3 separate regions of the Homo sapiens genome follow, and all the other regions are linked to region 1. Evidence: chromatin loops called from intact Hi-C (ENCODE). Cell type or tissue: GM12878. All regions are shown on one strand.

The links. Hi-C counts contacts between places; a loop is a spot of excess contacts. Peaks named below come from ENCODE experiments on the same cell type or tissue, not always from the same donor. Only the 100,000 strongest peaks of a DNase experiment are listed, where the experiment ranks them.
Region 2: it touches region 1 in a loop (2.3-fold over the local background); 8 of 110 quality-filtered maps call a loop at or near these places.
Region 3: it touches region 1 in a loop (2.0-fold over the local background); 7 of 110 quality-filtered maps call a loop at or near these places.

The regions. Positions count from the first base shown.
Region 1 is chr3:72,435,950-72,443,949 of GRCh38, forward strand. All of the region lies in intron 1 of RYBP (RING1 and YY1 binding protein), which reads right to left. Among named protein-coding and RNA genes, the nearest start is that of RYBP, 6.7 kb to the right of the region's middle. RefSeq lists an enhancer at 4,409-4,508. In GM12878, no CTCF peak of the experiment used is centred here; DNase peaks (open chromatin) are centred at 3,795 and 4,744; H3K4me3 peaks cover 786 bases.
Region 2 is chr3:71,872,177-71,880,176 of GRCh38, forward strand. No RefSeq gene overlaps it. Among named protein-coding and RNA genes, the nearest start is that of PROK2, 91 kb to the left of the region's middle. RefSeq lists enhancers at 782-1,318, 3,264-4,195, 5,126-6,057. In GM12878, a CTCF peak has its summit at 3,403 (motif pointing right); a DNase peak (open chromatin) is centred at 3,415; H3K27ac peaks cover 439 bases.
Region 3 is chr3:72,753,176-72,761,175 of GRCh38, forward strand. All of the region lies in intron 10 of SHQ1 (SHQ1, H/ACA ribonucleoprotein assembly factor), which reads right to left. Among named protein-coding and RNA genes, the nearest start is that of SHQ1, 91 kb to the right of the region's middle. In GM12878, no CTCF peak of the experiment used is centred here; a DNase peak (open chromatin) is centred at 3,966; H3K27ac peaks cover 404 bases.

The sequences.
Region 1 (8,000 bases):
AAAAAAAAAATAGGATTTTTTTTTTTCTTGAGACCAGGTCTTGCTCTGTCATCCAGGCTGGAGTATAGGAGCGCAGTCATAGATGACTGTAGCCTCGAACTCCTGAGATCAAGGGATCCTCCTGACTCAGCCTCCCAAGTAGCTGGGATTACAGGTATGCACCACCATGCCCAACTAATTTTATTTTTGTAAAGACGGGTTCTCACTTTGTTGCCCAGGCCGGTCTCAAACTCCTAACTGTGAGCAAGCAAGCCTTCTGCTTCAGGTTCCCAAAGTGCTGGAATAACAGGCATGAGCCACCACATCACAGCCAGAAATGAGATTTTTTTTTTTTTTAAACATATCTGAAATCCAATCCTAAGTGCTAATAATGCAAGATAGATGATTTTAGAATGCAAAAAGATAAGAGTTTAATTGATATGGTTCCCTAATTTATAAACACTCCTATACTTTGCACAATGTTTTCATCAATTAAGGCATCACCTCAAATGCCAAAAACATGGTTCCTATAAATGCAGACCACTTACTTCTCTTAAGTTCACTTTGAAAATGTCAACATCTAATTTTCTGAACCTCTGGGAATGGGACTCAGCAATGTGTTGAAGAAGTCTTCTTCCAAGTGATTCTGATAACATGCTAAAGTTTGAGAACCAGCACTCTAAACAAATTTAGAACAAAAATATTACATGTGGGTTCTCTTGTATACATAATTATTCTTTAATGGAAGATTTGGGCAAAGTTAATTATGCTATAGATATTAAGAATCCAATGTTTTGGTTCTTCCCAAAATGAAAATAATCCTGAAATAAATCTGGATTTTATCTTTATTTTCTACAAATAGAACTCTAAAACCATTAAGTGTTCATAAAACTTCTCCCCTAGAAGAAGAAATCAAAATGAACTCTATCAACCAACAGGCCAGAATACACGCCTTTAAAAATCAAACTTACTTTGTTTCATATAACACATAGCATAATTCCCACTACCACAGGGAACCATCGTTTTGAAAATTCAGTGAAATATCATTATTAAAGCAAAGCACCTGGAAAACCGTAGTTACTCAAATACGTGAAGTCCAATGAACAAACTGCTCAATAAATAATTCTGAATGGCAGGATGATGGGTGACATTTGTTTATTTGTTTTTCTGTTTTAATCTAGGGACTAGTCAAGTGACAGGAGTTCTGATTCCTGCAGTTCTTCCCGTTTCCCTGAGTTTAAACATCAACTTTCTCTCATTGGCTACGTGGGCCAATAAATTTTTGGCTTTTTTGACTTAAGGTAGTTTGAGCTAGATTCCTAATTATTGCAATCTTGACTATTTCTGTAGCACTTATGATACTAAACCTGTTTAGTTTTGTAAAAGAAGGGCAAGAACAGTTAAACCACATAGCTACACAAGAAATCTGATTTGTTCTTAGAAAGCAGCCACCAGGTTTGTTTTCTCCCTATGACTAACTACCATGTATTGTATGTATTATGAGACCCAATACACCGATGATACTGGCATCATATATCACCCTTAATTTCATTTCTTGTCCCTCTCAAAGGCTGTTAAAGTTTCATCCTAGGTTGTATTTGCTAATGCTCTTAAATTGTAGAGAAAAATATTTTGAATACATTTTAAGAAAGATGCTTTTTTAACATATTCCTTCCACTAGTTTCTTTTCCCAACCACAGGACAATTTAAGTAGATTTCCTAAATTGACAGAGGGAGAAAGGAGGAGAGAAAGTCATATTTAATCCTATTTAAAAACAAAATTTTTACCATTTACCTTGTGATCTCAACTATTCATGATTTCTGAGTAACACAGTAATTTATGTGCATTGCCCTTACTGAGAATTCCTTTTTGGCAGCACAGTCTGTGTCACTCATTGCATGGAACTGAAAATACAGCTAAATAAATGAGTGAAGTGAATGAGTCAAGACTTCAATCTCCAAAGTAATTAATCCAAATTACTCAACAGAAGAGTGGCATACACAATGTACAAAGTATGACTATCAAGGGTACAAGATGCAACTACCAACTTATAGGTATATTAACACGGCAGAACAGATAACATTTCCAACAATACTCAAAATGGTTTTGCCACCATTTTTAAACCGCCATAGATGCCAGTTTACAAACAGGAATGTCGTTGCTAATCACATCTTAACACATCTAACATTCCCCACAACTGGTTTGGTACCACATGACTGATCCCCTGCTTTATTATCAGACTTTCCAGTATGACTACTGGCCACTGAAATCACCGATGGGCAACAGCAAATAGAAAGAATTGTCACAGTTATTTAGGGAAGTGTGTCAATGCTCTGAAGCTCAAAACCACTCCAGAAGTACTTTAAATGCACTGCCTACAGCCTCCAAGGCTACAGTTCTGTGTGTAACTTCTAGTACTTTTTTTTTAGAGGGGGTGTGGGGCGGGGAGTAGGGAACTATAACAGAAAAACAGGAATACTAGTTTAAAGGGCCCACTTCATAAAGACAACTTTCCCCTAATCCAGTAACATTCAACACACAAGATGAAAGCCCCAAGATTTTGAAAAAACAGTTATTTATTAGAACTCTTAACTGGAACTCCTTCTCCCAGGCTTCATTTATTCTGTATACATTTACTCAACCCCTACCAAATGCCAGGCACTGTAACAAACACAGCAAACTAAAGCCATGAAACAAAAAGGTCTTGCCCTCAAAAAAGGTGACAACCTAAAAGAGACAGATTGGAAATCAAATTAAAAATACAGTCTATGTGTTATGACAGAGGTATGAATGACTGGAGGGGAACGGAAAGGCTTCCTGAGACACAAGTCTCAGACAAACAGGAGTCAGCCTGGACAAAAGGAAGAAGCATTTCAGAAGAAGACACAAAGGAAAAGCATATGAAGGTAAGGTTAAGGAAGTGAGATATCATGGTCCACGGTTGGAAAACACCAAGCAGTTTGGCATAACACACACAAACGCTGTGTATGGAGGGCAGACGGAGCGATGATAGGCTGCTTCCAGAAATTCTAAAGAATGACACAGAAAAGGACCAAATCACAAGCCCCTTGTTGATACTCAGGATTGGATTTTATCCAAAAGGCAATGAGAATCAGGAGATCATTTTAAGCAGGAATGGGACATAATCTACTTGGGATTTTAGAAAACACTCTGATAGATGAATTCAGCTTTTCACCCTGTGGGATCTGAATTGCCTTTAAGTTGTTCAAGTAGAGATGCCAGGAAGCAGCTGGATTTGTTTGTCCTGTGTTCGTGTGCATGGGAGTGGTGATGCAGGTTAACAAATAGTATCTGGGAATCACCAGCTCCTGAGGAGATGTGGAAAGGTGTGGACATCATCACCTAAAGATAGTGAAAGGGAGGGGGGCAAACAACTATTAATAAGTAACTTGTATCAACCTATACAACAAACCTTATATCCAAGAATCATAAGGCCCAGTTTAGATCCCAGATTCAGCGAGGATTTTCCTGAGGAAGCCCCAGAGAATGACTATCTCTAACTTCTAAAAAGCACTTGTGGTCTCTATTATGTACTTGCTCATACCATGGCGTTCACATCACTGGGTACTTCACTGGCTTTCTTCTTATGGTCTTATCTGTCAACAAGTCTGCTAAGTTCCTTGAAAGCAGGAATTTTCCCATTTATTCAACCAATGCCTCAAAAGAGAAATGACTGATAAACAATACTATTGATGAGAGGCAAGAGCTGACTCCTTTTACGTCCTCTAAAAAAGCTGCACACACCGGGTTTCATTCCTTTTGCATAATGATGCCTGGAGGAAACAGCTGTTCAAGTATGTGGGTAATAAACACAGGGTGAAGACAGGTCCTCTCTCTAGAACGTGTAAGGAAGGGTCTGCATGCAGAGTTGAATGTCAAAGATATTCTCAGGATAAGACAGACTGGTAAAATAAGCAAGAACTGCACACAACAACATGGATGAATCCTGCACACCTAACCATGAGTGAAACAAGCCAGATTCAGAAGTATATGCATGTACCATGGTGCATACACTGTGGCTACTAAGCAAAGTGGTACATACAGTATGTATGCTTCTGAGTCTGGCTTGTTTCACTCACTGTGGAGTATACTGTATATAGGCAGTGGTACATACAGTATTTACTGTGTACTGTATACATAGTATACTCCACTCACATAAATTTCAAAAACAAGCACAACTGATCTCTAGTATTAAAAGACAGGAATGGGGTGGGAGAAGTGGCCCACAGGGGACAGTGCACAAGGGGCTTCCGGTAATGTTCTAGTAATGTTCTCTTTAAGAATCTAGGTGCAAGCCAGCACAGTGGCTCATGCCTATAATACCAACTCTCTGGGAGGCTGAGGCGGGAGGATCGCTTGAGCCCAGAAATAAGACACTAGCCTAGGCAACATAGGGAGACCGTGTCTCACAAAAAGAAAAAAAAAAAGCCCTTAAAAATGTGCCAGGCATGATGGCACATGTCTATGGTCCCAACTACTCAGGAGGCTGAGGTGAGAGTATCACCTGGGCCTCAAAGTAGGGGCTACAGTGAGCTGTGATTACACCACCACACTCTAGCCTGGGCAACAGAGCCAGATACCTGTCTCAAAAAAAAAAAAAAAATCAATCTGGGTGCTAGTGGCAAAGATATGCTCATTCTGCAAAACTTTATCAAATCCTTATACTTACGATTTGTGCACTTCTATGTATGCGACCGTTGAAAAAGTTTGTATCTATAGGTAAAAAGGGAAGTGGGAGTACTAGTTATGAAAAGTAACACAGAAGATGCCACAAAGAGAAAAAGCATGGGTGATGAGGCAAAAGAGAAAAGAAGTGCCAGAAAGACTGCAGAATGTGTTAGCTCAAGTCATTTAGGACACGAGAGACCTACTATTTACTCAAAGTCCTAATGAACCAAATTAGTTCTGATAACTATTTTGGTAAACTACAGCTACTTGAGAAAGTTTTTCTTAATCCTGGAATTTTCTTCAGCACCTACTGAAATACACAACAAATATATGCCACATGAATAAATAATATGTAAGTGAATCCATTCATAATCTCCCACCCTAATGACTAACAATACTAGTAAATTAGCTGGCCTAGGTTTAGTCTACAACATGGAACTAAGTTTATAAGTTTAGCAGCCTATGCACAAGGGCTCCAAATCTAAAAGCTGTCTGTCCCCCAACCAAATGAGCTAAATGGCACAGGTAAACCTACATAAGAATTATCCCCGGCTCCAAAAGGAAGTAGCATTACTTTTTCCTAAAAAATTAAATGCATTATCTCAACATTGTCTATAAAGCAGTCACTCCACCCAGTTCTCATCACTCTGTAGTTCCTTACCCTTCTCTAAATTCTTCGTAGCACTTGTCGCCAGCTGAAATTGTTATTTTTCTGTTAGTTTATTTTCTCTTCCTTTCCATAGTATTTTAAGCTCCGTAAGAACAGGGACCTGGTCTGTCTTTATACCACTGTACACCAAGAGCGCAAATGGCTGTGTGCTCAATAAAAACTTGTCAAATGACCACAACTACCCAGGTAATTTACTTTAAGGTCACCAAGTACACATAAGATCAAGTCACCACCAATAAATCAGTAAGTCCAATGAAACAGTAAACACAAAATAAATTATTACTCTGTTCCTGGGTAAAATGATCTTAAATTGTACCAGCTTTCAGCTTGGAAGGTTTGATAAAAGTTTGATTTGGAAGACAGGTAATTTTTATATATTTTTATGGAGAATTTTTATGAAAGACAAACACTACAACAAAAACAATGTCATGAAAGGAGCAAAACCACTGCTGTGGATTACCAGGAAACATGAGTAAGAGGCTTGGGCTTTGCCCAGTGTAGGTACCTTATCTTATTTCTGGGAGTTTTTCTACCTAAAAAGCATCACACGATGATGCCTTTTTGAAGCTTCCAGCAAAGATCATAGCTATGTTGTGTTTTTCCATAAAACTTCTACTAAAGTACTTCATGACAATTCAAGAGATTTTTGGTTGTCAGGGTATCTAAATTTAAGGGGGGAATGGATAGTTCAAAGCTACAACTGCAAAAAACTGGTAAATTCTCAAACAAGAGAAACGTATTACACACAAAACAGCTGCTTCTTCAACACTTCCAATTCAATATCCTGAATACCAAATTTTTTCAAAGATAATTATTTCTACACAATTTTATTCTACACCTAAAGTAATTTCCTCACTCATACTTGTGTATAAAAGCTCCAAAAACAGTCAGCTTTTCAGAGGGGCAGTATTCAAATAAACATGGATGAAATAAAACATGATCTCAACACAGCGATACATTTCTGGAGCTGAAGACCAGAAAGTTCTAAACCTATGGTAATTAGCCAAAGTAAAAATTTTCCAATTTTGCAAATGAATGTGATTAAGCAGTAGCTGAAAGTAAAAATGCAGGACTACTATCAAGGGAACACTAATCAACAACTATATTCAGCAATGTCTTGGTAATTTTTATTTTACAATTAAGGTAACATTGAATGCAGAGAAATAACAAGACAAGAAAAGTAAAATTAAATCACCAAGTCTAGGAAGCTACTCTGCCCAATCTTGAGAAATGCAACTTAACAAAACAACAGTTAGGGGCTGGGCAAATCCCAGCACTTTGGGAGGCCAATGGAGGAGGATCCCTTGAGGCCAGGAATTCAAGACCAACCTGAGCAACATAGCAAGACCTTGTCTCTTCATTTAAAAAAAAAAAAAAAAAACCACCACCACAACAAAAAAAACATCAGCTGGAAGTGTAGGAAGGTGGAAAATACAAAGAAAAAAAAAACACACACAGTTGGGTACATTCATGCATTTGTAGTTTTTTTCTTCTACTTTTAAAAGCCGGTATCCTCTTTCTTGAGACTGGCAAAGCAGGATGGGAAATACTACTTTACCACTTAAGAAAGGGATAGTGTTTCTCCCCCAGCCACTTGCCACCTTACACACACATTCTAACATGCACTTTTATTTTCTACCTTGAAAGGCTCAGGGTACATCAGCATGGTAGGGAAGCAACCTGTTGCCCATGACTTCTCCATTCTGTTCTGTTAGACTTACAGAACGGATATAACGAAACCATTTGACATGATGGAAATGTTCTAAAACTGGGTTGCCGTGATGGCTGCACAACTCTTTAAAATGACTAGAAATCACTGATTTGCAGACTTACAATGGGTGTTATAAGTAAATTATCACTCACTCCTGCAAGGCAGAAAGATCACTTGAGGTTAGGAGTTCAAGACCAGCCTGGTCAACAGGGCGAAACCTTGTCTCTACAAAAATTACAAAACTTTGCCGGATGTGATGGTGCACACCCGTAGTCCCAGCTACTCAGGAGGTTCAGGTGGAAGAATCGCTTGAGCCACGGAGGTTGAGGCTGTAGTGAGCCATGAGCATGCCACTGCACTCCAGCCTGGGTGACAGAGAAAGACCCTGTCTCCAAACAAAAGGATATATATATAACCAGAAAAGGCACAAAGAGTGGACAGTCTAGTTAGAAAAACAAGTTTATCAAAAAACCAAAGACACCCAACACATACTGATAATACATCTAAAATATAGATCTCTCCTGCTGCCCCTGAACCTCCACACAGCCTAGGCCACCTTCTTCCCTTAACAGATTCCTTAAGACCATCTCACCTTTCATTCTGCTCTATTGCTGCTCCAAAAAGAAAAAAAAGACCTCATTCTCAATCACCTTAACAATTCCACCTGCAGAACTAAAAATATCTGACGTACATGGTAATAGTGAAAAGGTGACAGGTGATTTTTTAATTCTCCTTGTCCAAAAGAAGTGGAGAAGAAGGAATCCTTCTAACTGATTCCCTAAGCCAGACCCCTGCTTCCGTACAGCCTTTATAATTGGAATTATGGTCATTCCCATACACGGCTTATCAACATTTTAACACTCCCCTCTCCTCTCTCCAATCCCTTCAGCAGCATCTTTCATATCCTACGAATTTAATAAGTGTTCTTCAGACGAATGGCAGTATTTTCC
Region 2 (8,000 bases), 560 kb before region 1:
GCCTTAAGCAGGGGTTCCCAAACTTCAGTTTCTATAAGAATCATCTGGAGAATTTTTTAACTTTTGTTTGTTTGTTTGTTTGTTTTTTGCTAGACTTCACCCATCCTCATTCTTTGAGAAATTACTTGGCTGGAACAGAAAAGGTAAGTTTTCTCAGCTGCATAGGTAGAGACACGTGTTCTATAATGCTAGATCAAGACCACACTGGACTTGTTCCAGTAAATCAAAGAGAGATGCTTCTGGTTTCAGTTAAGTCATTAGAACAAAAATCTTCCTTCAGAGAGTTTACATTTGCAGTGCTTAGGCTTGTAAAATGAGACACATAAATAAACCCTCCTCCGACCAGCAAAACAAAAGTATTTTTTTCCTCTTCACAGATTGAAGTAGTTCAAGTGAGAGTCTCTGAGTTTTCCTAGGCAATCACCAAAGAACATTAGCCTTTAAAAATAAGCTGATGATTAAATGACTTGCTCCAAGTTATTGGTGGAATATAAAGTTTTTTAGATTGGTTGGTTTTTGTTTTTTGGGGGAGGCAGGGAGAGGAGATGCCATTGTGTAGAAGCAAGCAAACATGGCATTTTGGATTCTGGAAAATAATGTCAAAAGCATAACTAAGAAAGCCCTTTCTTTCCTATAGTTTCAGTTTCATATTAGCCTACCTTTAAAATTGTGTTTTTAAAGTAACGTTAAAGGGGTCATATCTGATTTTTCATAGCCTTTAAAAAAAAAAAAAAAAGAGAGAAGAAAAGTAAAATAAACTCCTGGCATGCTTATAGTTCCATTATCTCCCTAATTACCCTAAATTTTAATATTCTAATTACTCTAAATTTTGGAATGATGCAAATTAAACTGTTACCTAACTTGTTGACCTTGTAGAAAGAGTGGAAAGGGAACAAGAGCTGGATATTTTGATTCCAGAGGCACTGGTTTCATCACGGTTTTAGGCAGGAACCAAAAGTACCGCACATCAAAACAGTAGCTGTTTTCTTCAACCCACACGCGCACACTCAGGTCAAGTATTCTGAACCAAAGGCACAGGTTGACTCTTGAGAGCCGTGGGCCCCTTCACCAGCCTGAGGGGATGACTTGGGAATTTCAAACATCCGGGATTGCCACAGCATTATACCTCATCTAAAGTAGGTCCCTCTTTGTAGGATGAAAAGAAAAGCGCTTTTCTTGCACCTTTCACCAGAGGAAGTGGATTTGGCTCAGCAAAAGGGCAGACTGCCGATGGGACCAGAGGACTCCCAGGCCTAACCTCTACTTCGAGAATGGGAAAACCCTGGCCAGCAGGCCTGATCTAAGAGCTATGTTCAGAAGCACAACAGAGTACAGCCACTTTGGAAAACCATCTGGCAGTTTCTTACAAAACTTACCATGCAATCCAGCAATTGGGTTCTTAAGTATTTACGCAGTGAGTTGAAAACTTATGTCTACACAAAAACATGCACACAGATGTTTATTGAAACTTTATTCATAATTGCCAAACTTAGAAGCAACCAAATGTGGCCGGGTGCAGTGGCTCACGCCTGTAATCCCAACACACTGGGAGGTTGAGATTGGCAGATCATTTGAGATCAGGAGTTTGAGACTAGCCTGGCCAAGGTGGTGAAACCTTGTCTCTACTAAAAATTCAAAAATTAGCCAGGTGTGGTGGCAGGCATCTGTAATCCCAGCTACCCAGGGGGCTGAGGCAGGAAAATCACTTGAACCCGGGAGGTGGAAGTTGCAGTGAGCTGAGATCACGCCACTTCACTCCAGTCTCAGTAAGAGTGAGACTCCATCTCCAAAAAAAGCAGCAGCAACCAAGATGTCCTTTAATGGGTGAATGGATAAACAAACTGTGGCACATCCATTCAATGGGATATTATTCAGTGATAAAAAGAAATGAGCTAGTAAGCCATGGAAAGATATGGAGAAACCTTAAATGCATATTATTACGTTAAAGAAGCCAATCTGAAAAGGCTGTATACTGTATGATTCTAAGTATATAACATTCTAGAAAAGGCAAAACTATAGAAATAGTAAAAAGATCAGCGGCGGCCAGGGGCTGGAGGAGAGGGAAGGATAAATAGGTGGAGCACGGGCTCGGCGCGGTGGCTCACACCTGTAATCCCAGCACTTTAGGAGGCTGAGGTGGGCAGATCACCTGAGGTCAGGAGTTCGAGACCAGCTGGCCAACGTGGAGAAACCCATCTCTACTAAAAATACAAAAAACTAGCCGGGTGTGGTGGCAGGCACCTGTAATTCCAGCTACTTGGGATGCTGAGGCAGGAGAATCGCTTGAACCTGGGAGGCGGAGCTTGCAGTGAGCCGAGATCATGCCATTGCACTCCAGCCTGGGTGACAAGAGCAAAACTCCTGTCTGAAAAAAATAAAATAAAATAAGTGGAGCACAGGGGATTTTTAAGGAATGGAGCTATTTTGTGTGATTCTGTAATGGTGGATATATGACATCACGCATTTTTCAAAACTCAGAATGTTCATCACCAAGTGAACCCTAATGAACCCTAATGCAATCTATGAACTTTAGTTAAAAATCATGTTATCAATATTGGCTCATCAATTGTAGCAAATGTTTCATGCTGATGCAAGATGTTAGTAATAGGGAAAATGGCTGTGTGTGCATATGTGTGGGTAGGCGTGAGAGCATATATGGGAACTCCCTGTACTTTCCACTCAGTTGTTCTGTAAATTTAAAACTGTTCAAAAAAAAATTAAGTTTCCTAATTCAAAAAACACACACAAAACACATGTGAAGGGCCTCTTGCCCTGGCCAGGTCCCCGGGCCCCATTGCAACATTTCGTGGATTTGGCTTAGTTTCCTGATGGTTTGCACCCTGGGTTTTCTGAACTTCAAAGGACCCTGGCTACCTGAGGTGTTCATTCCTACCTGTTGCCTGTCTTGACCATCTTCAAAATCACCTGCAGTGATAGACAAGCTCTGCCCACACCAGGAATGTTTCAGCTTCTCCCACAGGTTTACCCATAGTACCTTGAGCCTTTGTGTCTCTGAGTGACAATTTCCTCATCCATAAAATGGACATAACGACACAATCTGTCTTTACACTTGTTCTCATGCAACCCACCTGTACCAAGTTCCTTCCTTGTGCCAGGCACTGTTCCAGGCACAAGGGCTGCTGCTGTGAAGAAAAGAGACAAAACTCCCTGCCCATGTGGGCTTCTATTCTAGCAAATGGATTAGTAGGAAAACTCATGGAATTTCTAAAATAGTATTTGGCTCATAGCAGGTGCTTGATAAATACCAGCAACTGTAGCGGTGAGCCCACTGCCTCTACTGGGACAAGAGCTATCATTCGGGGCTTGGCAGGAAACACCTGTGCAAACCCTAGAAATGCCATCCCCAGGCAGGCTGCAGCAACTTTATGCCCCAGCAGATGGCAGCAGCTGCAGACACATCCCATGGTGGCCCTGAGCGCCTGCTAAGGGGAGGGAGGAGGGATGGGCTGATGAATGAGAGGCTCAGACTGTTATCCTCTGGATCACAACAAAATCCTGTTCTTTCCTCCTGAAAACAGAGCTCCTTATCTTATCGAGTCATCTCTAGCTTTGTCCTTTCAAAAGCAGCCACTTAACCCCCTGCAGCAGGGAGACAAATCCTTCCCAGCCCTGCAAGTCAGAACTGAGGTTTCAACTGCTGAATTTGAAAGCGGAAACCACCTGAGAATTTAGTGGGTTCAGAGGGTCACAAAGTCAAAGGCCTCTAGGGGCCAGGTAGGGAATGATTGCATGAGCAGGAGGAAAGAGGAGAATTGGCTGAAAGGCTAAAGATGCCTCGCAAAGCTCTTCCTGGCTCCACCGGATCACCCCAAATGCTGGGAGGAGCCAGATATCTGGACTGTGATGTGATGTCACCCCATTTTTTTTTTCTTGAGACAGGGTCTTACTCTGTTGCCGAGGCTGGAGTGCAGTGGCACGATCATGGCTCACTGCAACCTCCGCCTCCCAGGCTCAGGTGATCCTCCCACCTCAGCCTCCAGAGTAGCTGAGAGTACAGGCACATGCCACCATGCCTGGCTAATTTTTGTATTTTTCTTTTTTGTTGTTTTTATAGAGATGAGGGTTCATCATGTTGCCCAAGCTGATCCTGAACTCGTGGGCTCAAGCAATCCACCCACTTCTGCCTCCCAAAGTGTTGGGATTACAGGCGTGAACCACAGCCCCTAACCTGTTGCTCCATTTTCAGAGCACAGTGTTGGCCCAAGAACTTCTCTGACAATTGGATTTGGCCTGAGCTCTTTAAGTTGTGACCCCTGACACTTCACTTGAGCTATTTCCAGATAAATTACACGTCCTGATGGAAGCCCAAAGAGGAGTGTTTATTTGCTGAAGGCCACCCTTTGAGTTGGGCACAGGCCAGAGTTAAACTGAGTTCCCTTTGCTGGTTCTGCTTGTAAAGCTGCAACCCTCTGCCATTAAGTGGGGTGTGTTTATGTGTGTGTCTGAGAAGAAAAGCGAAGTGGTAAAAATATGGAGTGTAGCCTGAGATAACTGCAACTGGTATTATTACTTCTCAACTATAGATAATAACAGCACTAACAATGCTGAACAATTGATTGGGCATAGGTGCCAGGCACTGGGCTGAGAGTACTTTCCATGGATTAACTAATTGCATCCTCGTACCCAGCCCAGGAAGACATTGTCATTATCCCCGTGTCATACAGGTGGAAAGGAGGGCATGGAGTGATCTTCCGAGAATTGCTGAGCTGGAAGTGGTAGGATCTTAATCCTTTTGCTTTGACAAGGGAGTGATCAAAGGAGAGCTCTCTTCCTGGCCTCTTGGCCCAGGGGCCACCCCAGGGAGGAGACTGGAGGGATGGTACCCTGAGATGGGGGTGCTGTAGGAAAGGGTTCACAATCCAGACCCCAAGAGAGGGTTCTTGGATCTTGCCCAAGAAAGAATTCAGGGCGAGTCAGTAAAGTGAAAGCAAGTTTATTAGGAAAGTAAAGGAACAAAAGAATGACTTCTCCATAGATAGAACAGCCCTGAGGGCTGTTGGTTGCCCATTTTTATGGTTATTTCTTGATGATATGCTAAACAAGGGGTGGATTCTTCGTGCCTCCCCTTTTTAGACCCCATAGGGTAAACTTCCTGATGTCGCCATGGCATTTGTAAACTGTCATGGTGCTTGTGGGAGTGTAACAGTGAGGACGACCAGAGGTCACCCTCATCACCATCTTGGTTTTGGTGGGCTTGGGCCGGTTTCTTTACTGCAAAGTGTTTTATCAGCAAGGTCTTTGTGACCTGTATTTTATGCTGACCTCCCATCTCATCCTGAGACTTAGAATGCCTTAACCGTCTGGGAATGCAGCACAGCAGGTTTCGGCCTCATTTTACCCAGCTCCTATTCAAGATGGAGTTGTTCTGGTTCACGCGCCTCTGACAGGGGGAGCCAGGACCCAGGCTTGCTGGGAAGGGGTTTGGAGAGAGCGTTTCCTCCCCACCTGGCCTGCAGGCATCACAGCTGACAACTTTCTACCTCTCTGCATCCTCAGATAACCTTCCTGGGGAAGGTGACAAATGACACAGGAAAGAGAAACAGGCCTAGACCAGGAAAACTGGGAGGAAGGGTAAGAAATTTGCTCTGGCTTCCTGACAGAGACCGACCCCAGATGGGCCCTGGGGACTCCAGTGAGGCAAGGGGGTCCTCTGGGGAGCTTCAGAGCCTGCTAGAAGTGAGTGGAATGCCTGTTGGTTCTGCCAGGACACTGGTGACACAGCATATGGACTAGAAGCAGGAGGGTAAGGGCAGCCAGCACCAAGTCTCTTCCCACCCCTCTCTGCTCAAGATTCTTCCAACGTCCTCTTACAATAACTCGCTCCCCGCTCTCCTGCCTCACATTCAGACATAAACTCAATATTCAGTGCTTTTCTAGTATTTTCTAGCTTGCCAGAACTCTCAGAGTTGTAATGCTGTATCTGGACTCTCCCTTCTCAGTATTTACTAGTTTATCGCTTAGGTAAGTCTCGTAACATCCCCGAGCTCACTTTTCTCATCTGTAAAATGGGATAACAATACTTACTTTACAGGTTACGGTTCTTGTGAATTTTCCCTCCAGGGTAAGATTTGCACTTTAATAGAATTTTTCAATGCCTTAAGTTGAATGAATGATGAATAGAGGGGGCTGCAGCAGAAACCAGGCTGCCAGTGCACATGTGCAGCTTGGAGGTGCTGCGGTGCTGATGCCGAGGAAAACTAGGACACAGAACACGAGACACCGTCATTTGGAATCACTTCTTCTCTCCTTTACCTTCTATACACACACCCCTCAAACCATCAGAGTTAGAGATGCCTTGAGTCAGGACTGTGCTTTTCCTCTCCATATTTCCCGATATGTAAAATGAAATCATAACAACCATCATAGCCATGTCCTAGGGTTGTGATTGTGAGGACTGAATGAGTTAATGCACATAAAACCCTCACCGCAATGCCTAACACCTAGGAAGCACTATATATGGGTTACTTGCATAATTACTGGGTTGGCCTTAAGTCTCAGTTCCTACAAATGTGAGCTATTAGTGAACGTTATTCCTCCTGTTCAAACTTGCATTTGAAGATATACGTGTGTCACATTTCCTGAAATCTTGAAGGTCTCTCAAACGTCATTTACATTTGGATTCAGAGGGAACTATACTTAATCTATGCACTATTGTTAGCATAAAGCAGCTTGCTGCATTGGGAAAGACACAGGGGCAGATGATTCAGAGCTTGCTGACCTTGGAGCTGTGTGACCTTGGACAAGGTGAGAAACAGGAATAATTCATGGAGTCTTTTAAGGGTCAAATGGCATCATGGATGTGAAAGGTAAAAACCTTAAGAAAAGAGTAGAAAGCTCTTATTACTAACACTGCCAAGTGGATTCCTAGGAAGTGGGACGAGGGGATTTTCCCTGCTTCTGCTCCCTAAACTCAGCATCTCATACATCAGTAGATGTGGGTGGGGTGACTGGCCCGGGATAGCACACACGGCTGCTTAAAGCTGGCCCGTGGAGATGTTTTGGCTTAAGGATCACAGCATGGAAGGGAACACATATGGCCTTTTCTTGCTGAGAAAGGAAGATGATAAGCCTTATTCTTGTTCTACCACATCCAGCCACAGTATGGAGCAGTGGGACGCCGGGATATTTTAATGGGAGCAGGGTATCTCTTAGCAACCCGCGTCTTTGCTTCATTCTGTGGAATTCCTGAACCTCTCCGCACTGAAGTTTTCTTATCGGTAGAATGGGGATACCACACATATAGGGTATTGGAAACATTAAATGCAATGATGCTTGTAATTGATGAGCAGAGTACCTTCAATAGCATGTGGGAGCAAATGGTAGCTATGAATCTGGGACAGTGTTGAGCACAGAATGAACGAGAAACCTTTTGTTATAGTACCAAGGCTCAGAAGAGCTTAGTTTGTATTTGGATCTGATTCTTGGGCAAGACACTTACTTAGCATCTCAGTTTCCACAACTATGAAATAACCAAATCAGAATTTCCTAAAATGTTTCTGCAAAATATCTAAAAATAAGGGATGGCCCTTTAGATGTCCCATAAAGAGGATGCTGTGGCCATGAAGTCTGAGGAAAAGCTCCATCATCTCTTGTTCAGAGATTTCCAACAGGGGTGGGCATTACCAGGTCCAGCACAGCTAGCCTGTGCCAGCTCACAAGATTGTTACAGTTTCAGAAATTTTGTGAGCCGGTTTTTAAACACAGCCATCATTAAAAATTAAGTTACATAAACGGACAAATCATATTAAACACAAATATAGTAAAGACTCAAAACTTTTCACTTCCTGTGTTACTACATTTCACTAGTATCTATGCTTTTGAGGACATGATGTTTATTGTATCTGTAGAATGGAAATACTACAGAATGGAGTGCTACTGCGTATCTCTTGTCCACTGTGCATTCAGTGACATCACATCCGTAGCTTGAAATCAGTCATGGCAGGAGTATTATACTCCAGAAGCTGATAAATGCTACAAAT
Region 3 (8,000 bases), 320 kb after region 1:
GTAAACATGCTGACATGGTTTCTATGTTTCCCTGACTCCAAAGATTAAATGAACATACAAAACATTGAGTGGCTTTGAGACAAACTGGATGACGGTGAGTTTACAAGATAAATTCATTTGTAAAAGTATAGTCCATCCCATAATATCAGGAAAATGAGGCTTCATTTCAGTGGAGCTGATGGTACAATGGGAAATACCGAACAAAGATGGTATTTTAATCTGGGTGCCTGCATGTACCTGAAATGCTATTTCTCAAAGTACTCAGCACAATAATGAGATTGTGCAGGGATTGCCCCCCACCCCCCACAACCCCTGCTGCCTCTTCACATGTGTAATCAGGCCACAGAAGCACCACTGCAGTGTCCAAGGGTGAGCGGGAGGCACAGTGCGGTGAGTGGGACAAGGGCAGTCACCATCGTTGATGGGTAGCTTTCTCTTAGCCCTGGGTTTCAGTGCCAGAACTTCCAGAGCGCTTAGAGAAAGGGAGGGGTTTAGGGTAAAGAGGAAAACCAAGGTGAGATCCACTAGAGTCAGTTAATGATTCACCAAAGCATTATAACCCCTGGCTAATCTTTTATCAGTCTGAGGCATTTTTAAAAGCATAGCTATGGAATATGACGGCTGCAACATAATTTGCATTTATACCCAAGACAGTTGTAGATAATGTCCACCATATATTTTGAAACCTTGACTACCAGTGGTAAAGGATTCAGTCTGAGCTGCTGCAAAGTTCAGTCAAAGAACTAGTACACCACTCTGTTTCTCCATGAAGGGGAGTTCTCTCTGGGTAGTGACACACAACTTAAGAAATAAAGAGTAATAAATTTGGGAAAGTGGATACTGCCTCTAACTCTAATACTAGAAATAAAAAATATAAAATAAAAGCTTTTACTTTACTGACTATATATCTCATTTTAATTGTCATGACAAATACTTCTCAACAATATACAAAGGATGATGCTCCACTAACATCACTGCACTTGCTCCATTAACCACCTTGTGAATCAGTGCCATTGTTATCCCTACATTACAGATGAGGGAACTAGAGCTTGCAGGGGTAGGAGAGCCGCTGAGGTTCACTCAGCCAACAAGGGGCGGTCACGACTGGAAACCCAAGCCTCAAAACTCCAGCCCTCTTCCCGTTCCACCAAAGGGCCTCCCATGAATATACAGGCTCTGCAAAGTGTTCTTCTCTTCTTTTTCTTCTTCTTTTTTTTTTTTTTGAGATGGATTTTCACTCTCGTTGCCCAGGCTGGAGTGCAACAGCACGATCTCGGCTCACCACAACCTTCACTTCCTGGGTTCAAGAGATTCTCCTGCCTCCGCCTCCCGAGTAGCTGGAATTACAGACATGAGCCACCATGCCCGACTAATTTTATATTTTTAGTAGAGACAGGGTTTTTCCATGTTGGTCAGGCTGGTCTTGAACTCCCGACCTCAGGTGATCTGCCCGCCTAGGCCTTCCAAAGTGCTGGGATTACAGGCATGAGCCACTGCACCTGGCCAAAGTGTCCTTTCTTAAGGCCACATTCTTTACTTCTTCCTAACTTGAGCTCCACTCAGCATCTTCCAACTGAGCAAGTTCTGACTTGCACAAAGCCCAGAATCCTCCAAAGGAACTGTGACTAATATATTTAGCTTAACAATGTTAAATGAAGTATACATATAAGCATCATCTATGGAGGTTTAGAAAACAAGGGTAAAATTTGAATCATTTTTGTGAATATTGCTGAATATATTAAACATGCCAATTCTCAAGTTGATATTATTTGGATCTTTGTTATTGTCTACTATACAGATATTGTGTCCTGTCTTTTATAACAGTAGAAATGTGGAATTCCAAAGCTCCTCCCCTAGAATCCTGGCTCTTCTCAGAAAGCATACCCCACACACAGGGGGACTGAAAGTAACAAGTGTAACAGGCAGAAAAGTGGTGAAGCTGAGTCCAGGGGCCCAAACAGGAACTCCTGCCTGTAACCAGCTGATGCGAACTTTTATCCTTCAGGAAAAAGTTTTTCACTTTCGGCATTATATTATGTTTAAAATTACCAGGTTATACAATAAGTTGATGGATGGATGGATGGATGGATAGATGGATAGATGGATGGATGGATGGATGGATGGATAGATGGATGGATGATAGATAGATAGACAGATAAATTGATTTTTGATCCTTTGCCAAGCTTCATTTCTATTTTATTATCCCACCTTTAATACCTCAAGCTGGCTAGCTTCCTAAATTAATACTAAAGTTCTGAAAGAAACTTTAATAAAAGAAACATTCTGAACTCTCTCCCATTCTTAAAGAATGCTAGGATAAAAACTGATTAAAATTTCAAAATAGCATTGGTGTAGAATGTGCCCCAGTAGTCTGAGGAATTAAAGTTGGGTTTGTTTTTATTCAATTACTTAGCACAGATAACCTAGCAATCACTGTTCACAAAAAGGGAAATTATTCCTGTAGGGAAAAAAAATTAAGCCATGAAAGAGTAGCTGTTTTGTTTTTTTCAACCACTAGTACAATTAGAGTTGGTTCTAATCTGCCACTCCTTGTCAATTACACAATCTACTTTTGTAACAGACTTACCTTTTCAGAAAGCAGCTCACTTAAGGTAGGTAGTAGTTTTTCTCTGTCGTACTCAAAACTGACTAGGCTAGTTCATGTCCAAAAGCTTGGTCAAATGGCATTATTAGATAACCACTCTTACAAACATCAGGTACTATTTATTTCTTTATTTAGAGACAGGTTCTCGCTTTATTGCCTGGGCTCTGGAGTGCAGTGGTGCAATCAGCGCTCCCTGTAGCTTTGACCTCCTGGGCAAAAGTGATCCTCCCACCTCAGCCTCCTGAGTAGCTGGGACTACAGGCACATGCCACCACACCCAGCTAATTTTTATATTTTTTGTAAAGACAGGTTCTCCCTATGTTGCCCAGGCTGGTCTCCAACTCCTGGGCTCAAGTGATCCTCCCACCTTGGCTTTCCCAGAGTTCTGTGATTACAGGCATGAGCGGCAGCCCTGGGCATGGTACATTTTGATACTCTCAACAAACACATAGGCTGAGTTACTAGTTATAGTATATGTTTTTTGTTTGTCTGGTTAGGTTTTTCTTGAGACAGACTCTCACTCTGCCTTCCAGTCTGGAGTGTGGAGTGCAGTGGAGCGATCTCAGCTCACTGCAACCTCCACCTCCCTGGTTCAAGTGATTCTCCTGCATCAGCCTCCCGAGTAGCTGGGATTACAGGCATGCGCCACCACGCCCGGCTAATTTTTGTTATTTTTAGTAGAGATGGGGTTTTGCCATGTTGGCCAGGCTGGTCTCAAACTCCTGACCTCACAGTGATCCACCCACCTTGGTCTCTCAAAGTGCTGGGGATTACAGGAGTAAGCCACCATGCCTGGCTAGTTACATGTTTTATATCTAAGTGAGGATCACCTACCTGTTAAGAATATATTTATTATAGAATGAAGAGACGCTGCATTTAAAAGAGACAATTGGATACCACTGCTGTCATATTTTAATAAAACCACACTCAAAATAGATTTTTCTTAGAAAGTTACTGGAAATGTAATCCTACAATGTAACTTAAAAAAGACCTTTCATTCTTTCTGCATATGTGAAATAATATCCTATTTGGAGAATTTCTCTTTAAAGACTGCAGACAAGTTATGCTACATGTAACTACCACGAAAGAGTAATTGCAACAGCAGAAAGTACTTGCCTTTACTATGGCTAAGCTGATACAAAATTTCCTCAATTATTTTACATTTGGTGACTGTAGGAGGGGGAAAGCCTCCGCAGCCTTATGAAGCAACCAAAACAAAATGCAAAAGGAGCCTGAAATGTAGGGGCAGGGGGAACTGGGTATAAATGGAAAGCATACATCCTGTTTTTTTGCTGTAGAGTTTTGTCTCAAACTATCAATCAACTTTTCACCACTTCCTGCAATAGCAGGTCTACTATAAATCTCAGAGTAACCGACTAGGTTTCATTTCCTCTGCCCAAACCTAGAAGCCTGCCAGGCATGACATACTGAGACTAGAGCCCACAATTGATCACAGAGGACAAGACTCCAGTGAGGCAATTCCAGACAGTTCAAACTGGATGCTTACTGGCTAACTCGGCCTTTTAATTTCATAGCATACAAAACACACAATCTCAGGTTCTATCTGGGACCAAACAGTAGATCAAATTTCTTCTCTTTCCTTTTTTTTTTTTTTTTTTGAAAGATGGGGTCTCACTGCATTGCCCAGGCTGGAGACCAGTAGTCAAAGGAGCAGTAATACCACAATACAATGTTGAACTACTGGCCTCAGCAGCCCTCCTGCCTCAGCTTCCCAAGTAGGTGGAACTACGGGTACGTGCCACTGAGCCCGGCTTCAACTTTCTGAAGGGCATTTACTGCACATCAATGGTAGACTGGATAAAGAAAATGTGGTACATATACACCATGGAATACCATGCAGCCATAAAAGGAACAGGATCATGTCCTTTGTAGCAACATGGATGGAGCTGGAGGCCATTTTCCTTAGCAAACTAATGCAGGAACAGAAAACCAATTACCGCATGTTGTCACTTGTAAGTGGGAGCTAAATGATAAGAACACATGGACACATAGAGGGGAACAACACACACCAGGGCCTATCAGAGGGTGGAGGATAGGTAGAGGGAGATGATCAGGAAAAACAACTAATAAGTACTAGGCTTAATACCTGGGTGGTGAAAATAATCTGTACATCAAACTCCCATGACACAAGTTTACCTATATAACAAACCTGCACGTGTCCCTGAACTTAAAAGTTAAATTTTTTTAAAAGGGCTTTTATGATAATGACATATCATAATTCCTCTCTATTGAAAAGAACCAGTTCCATACTTTAGGTTCCTTGGCCCAAAACACATGTATGTAGCCTGATCTAAAGGTAATGCACTGGCTTTAAGTAGAAGTTGCTGGTGAAATTCCTATCTTGAATCTGAGAGCCGCCAAGAAAAACAAATACCAATGGATGCACAGAGGAACCTGAAGCTGTCTCTTCTTATTCTATAACAGTGAGAAGCACTTCCAGCGCAGCCATTAACAAAAACATTCAATCTCTAAGAACAAGAAACGACTAACTTAACACAAGGAAGGCTGCAAGCTAAAGAGTTATTTAAACCATATCTAGTTTGGGCCAATAACACAACTTCTCATACAAATTTCAACTGGTTTTTATGCCATTTCGTGGGCATAGGCTCTGAGAAACATCATCTAGTCCATGGATCAGCAGAATCATTTTCTGAAAACTCCCTGTATTAGTTTCCTAAGGCTGCCATAACAAACCACCAAAAACTGGTAGCAGAAAACAAAATATATAAATTTATTTTTCACAGCTCCTGAGGCTACTATTTTTTCTTTTTTTTTTTTTTTTTTCCGAGATGGAGTCTCATTCTATTGCCCAAGCTGGAATGCAATGGCACGATCTCGGCTCACTGCAACCTCCACCTCCTGGGTTCAAGCAGTTCTCCTGCCTCAGCCTCCTGAGTAGCTGGGATTACAGGCACTCACCACCACGCCCGGCTAATTTTTGTATTTTGGTAGAGACAGGGTTTCACCATGTTGGCCAGGCTGGTCTCAAACTCCTGACCTCATGATCTGCCTGCCTTGGCCTTCCAAAGAGCTGGGATTACAGGCGTGAGCCACCGCACCTGGCCAAGGCTACTATTAATAGTCCAGAATTAAGGAGTCAGCAGGTTTGGCTCCTTCTCAGGGCAGAATCCCTTCCATGCCCTTCTCTTAGCTTTTGGTGTTGCTGGCAATCCTTGGAGTTCCTTGGCTTGTAAATGCATCACTCCAAGCTCTGCCTCTGTTGTTCAGGGTGTTCTCCCTATGTGTTTGTGACTTCACATGGCCATCTTCACTCTGTTTGTGTCTTAGTGTCTCTTCTTTTCTTATGAGGTTACCAGTTATGGTGGATTAAAGGCCCACCCTACTCTAGCATGACCTCATCTTAACTAATTACATATGCAATGACTCTATTTCTAAATAAGGTCACATTGTGAGGTTCTGCAAGGACATGAAGTTTGGAGGGACATCACAGGGCATCACTATAACACAGTACACCCTGTAGAGCTGAAATCAATAGTGGAGATGCTCATTAATAGAGGATAATAGACCAGAAAAAAGTAAATCAACTTAAAATGGAGACCAAAATTTAATAGTAAATAATGATGATAAGGTTAAAACTTCACCTTGAGGCTGGAGGCAGCAGCTCACACCTGTAATCCCAGCACTTTGGGAGGCCAAGGTGGGCGGATCACTTGAGGTCAGGAGTTCGAGACCAGCCTGGCCAACATGGGGAAATCCTGTCTCTACTAAAAATATAAAAATTAGCCGGGTGTGGTAGCAGGTGCCTGTAATCCCAGCTACTCAGGAGGCTGAGGCAGGAGAATCACTTGTACCTGGGAGGCGGAGGTTGTAGTGAGCAGAGACTGCAGCACTACACTCCAGCCTCAGCAACAGAGGGAGACTCTTGTGTCAAAAAAACAACAACAAAAACCAAATACTTCACCTTGAAACAAAACTACAAACTACAAAAATAAATTGATGAAATATTTAACAATGTTAACAATATGTAGGTTAAAACTGCAACCATGTACTAATTCTCAAAAACAGCAAAGAATGAACCAAATATTAATTGTATTTGTAATTGTTCTAACAAAATTATATTACAGCACCATCTAACATTCATCACTTCATGTTGGTCTTTTTGTAGCAGAATCAGAGAAGGTAATTCTTACAGAAAAAAATCAAGGGTATCATCAGTTTCCTCAAGGGCCTCTCAATCATGTGATGCTCAAATCAATCTTTTAATCAATCCTTTAATATTCAAAATAAGGACTTTCCACTAATTTCACTATTATTGTAGAGTTTTCTTCTTCAATTGTTTACTATGGTGAGTGGTTCCATGTGGTTCAAGCACATCCCCCATATCACTTCCAATGTTTTCGTGAAATCCTTGATCTTTTGGTTGACTTGCAATTTATTTGCACTGTACAATATCAATGATCAACAGTAAGTCAAACAATAAAAATACTGGCAAGATGGATGGGAAAGATGCTGGGAAGGAAATGATATACTAGAATGTGGATGAAATTTATTAAGAGGCTTGCTCATTAGTGAATTTTTGTGAGGTTTGACTACCATCGCGTTTCTTTGTAACTTTCTAAGTGCAGAAACTCAATGAATATTCAGAAAGGACTTCCTGCATGACACATATAAGTGGCTATGCTAGAGAGATCCACTGAAATTTCATTCTTTAAGGGAGCACAGAAGTCATCTACTCCAATTCTTCCACTTTATAAACGTAGTTGACATGACTGGGTACTTTGATGCAGCTTGAAAGTTTGTGTGACTTAAACTGGAAGAGTTGCTACAAGATATTAATCCCAAAGTTCCAAGCTTAAAGGGCTCTTCTCTCTCATCTGCTCTCTTTCAACTGCTTACAGGGTAGTTGTTATGAGAGTAATATAAATTATTTAATCTTTGAAAATGACTGTTGAAAACTTCAATGCTACTTAATTCCTATGGAGAAGTCAGCTTGACTGTGATGTACTAAGCTTAGGAAAAATACAATGTGGAGCTAGAAAATAATCAGTATCAAATCATTCCTTAAGGAAATGACAGTGACCACTTTCCAAAAGTCCCTGGCAGAAAATAACTCTGTCTTCTTGAAATATTACAAAATATATCAAGGTTTTAAAAATCACAAAATAGACCTTCATATCCTTTTATGAAAAGCCAATTGTAGGTTTCTTATAATTAGATCGATAAAAGCTCTCAAGACGATTCCAACGATTCAACAACTATGCCACTTTTCAAAAAAGTTTATGAGCTCTAGTCCTTAGTGCTTTAGTAGAGAATACAAATATTCATGAACGCATTAATATATATCTGACACAGACTACAGATCCCAAGAAGGTGGGGGAAATAAAATTTTTATTTTTACTTATTTTTAAAATTT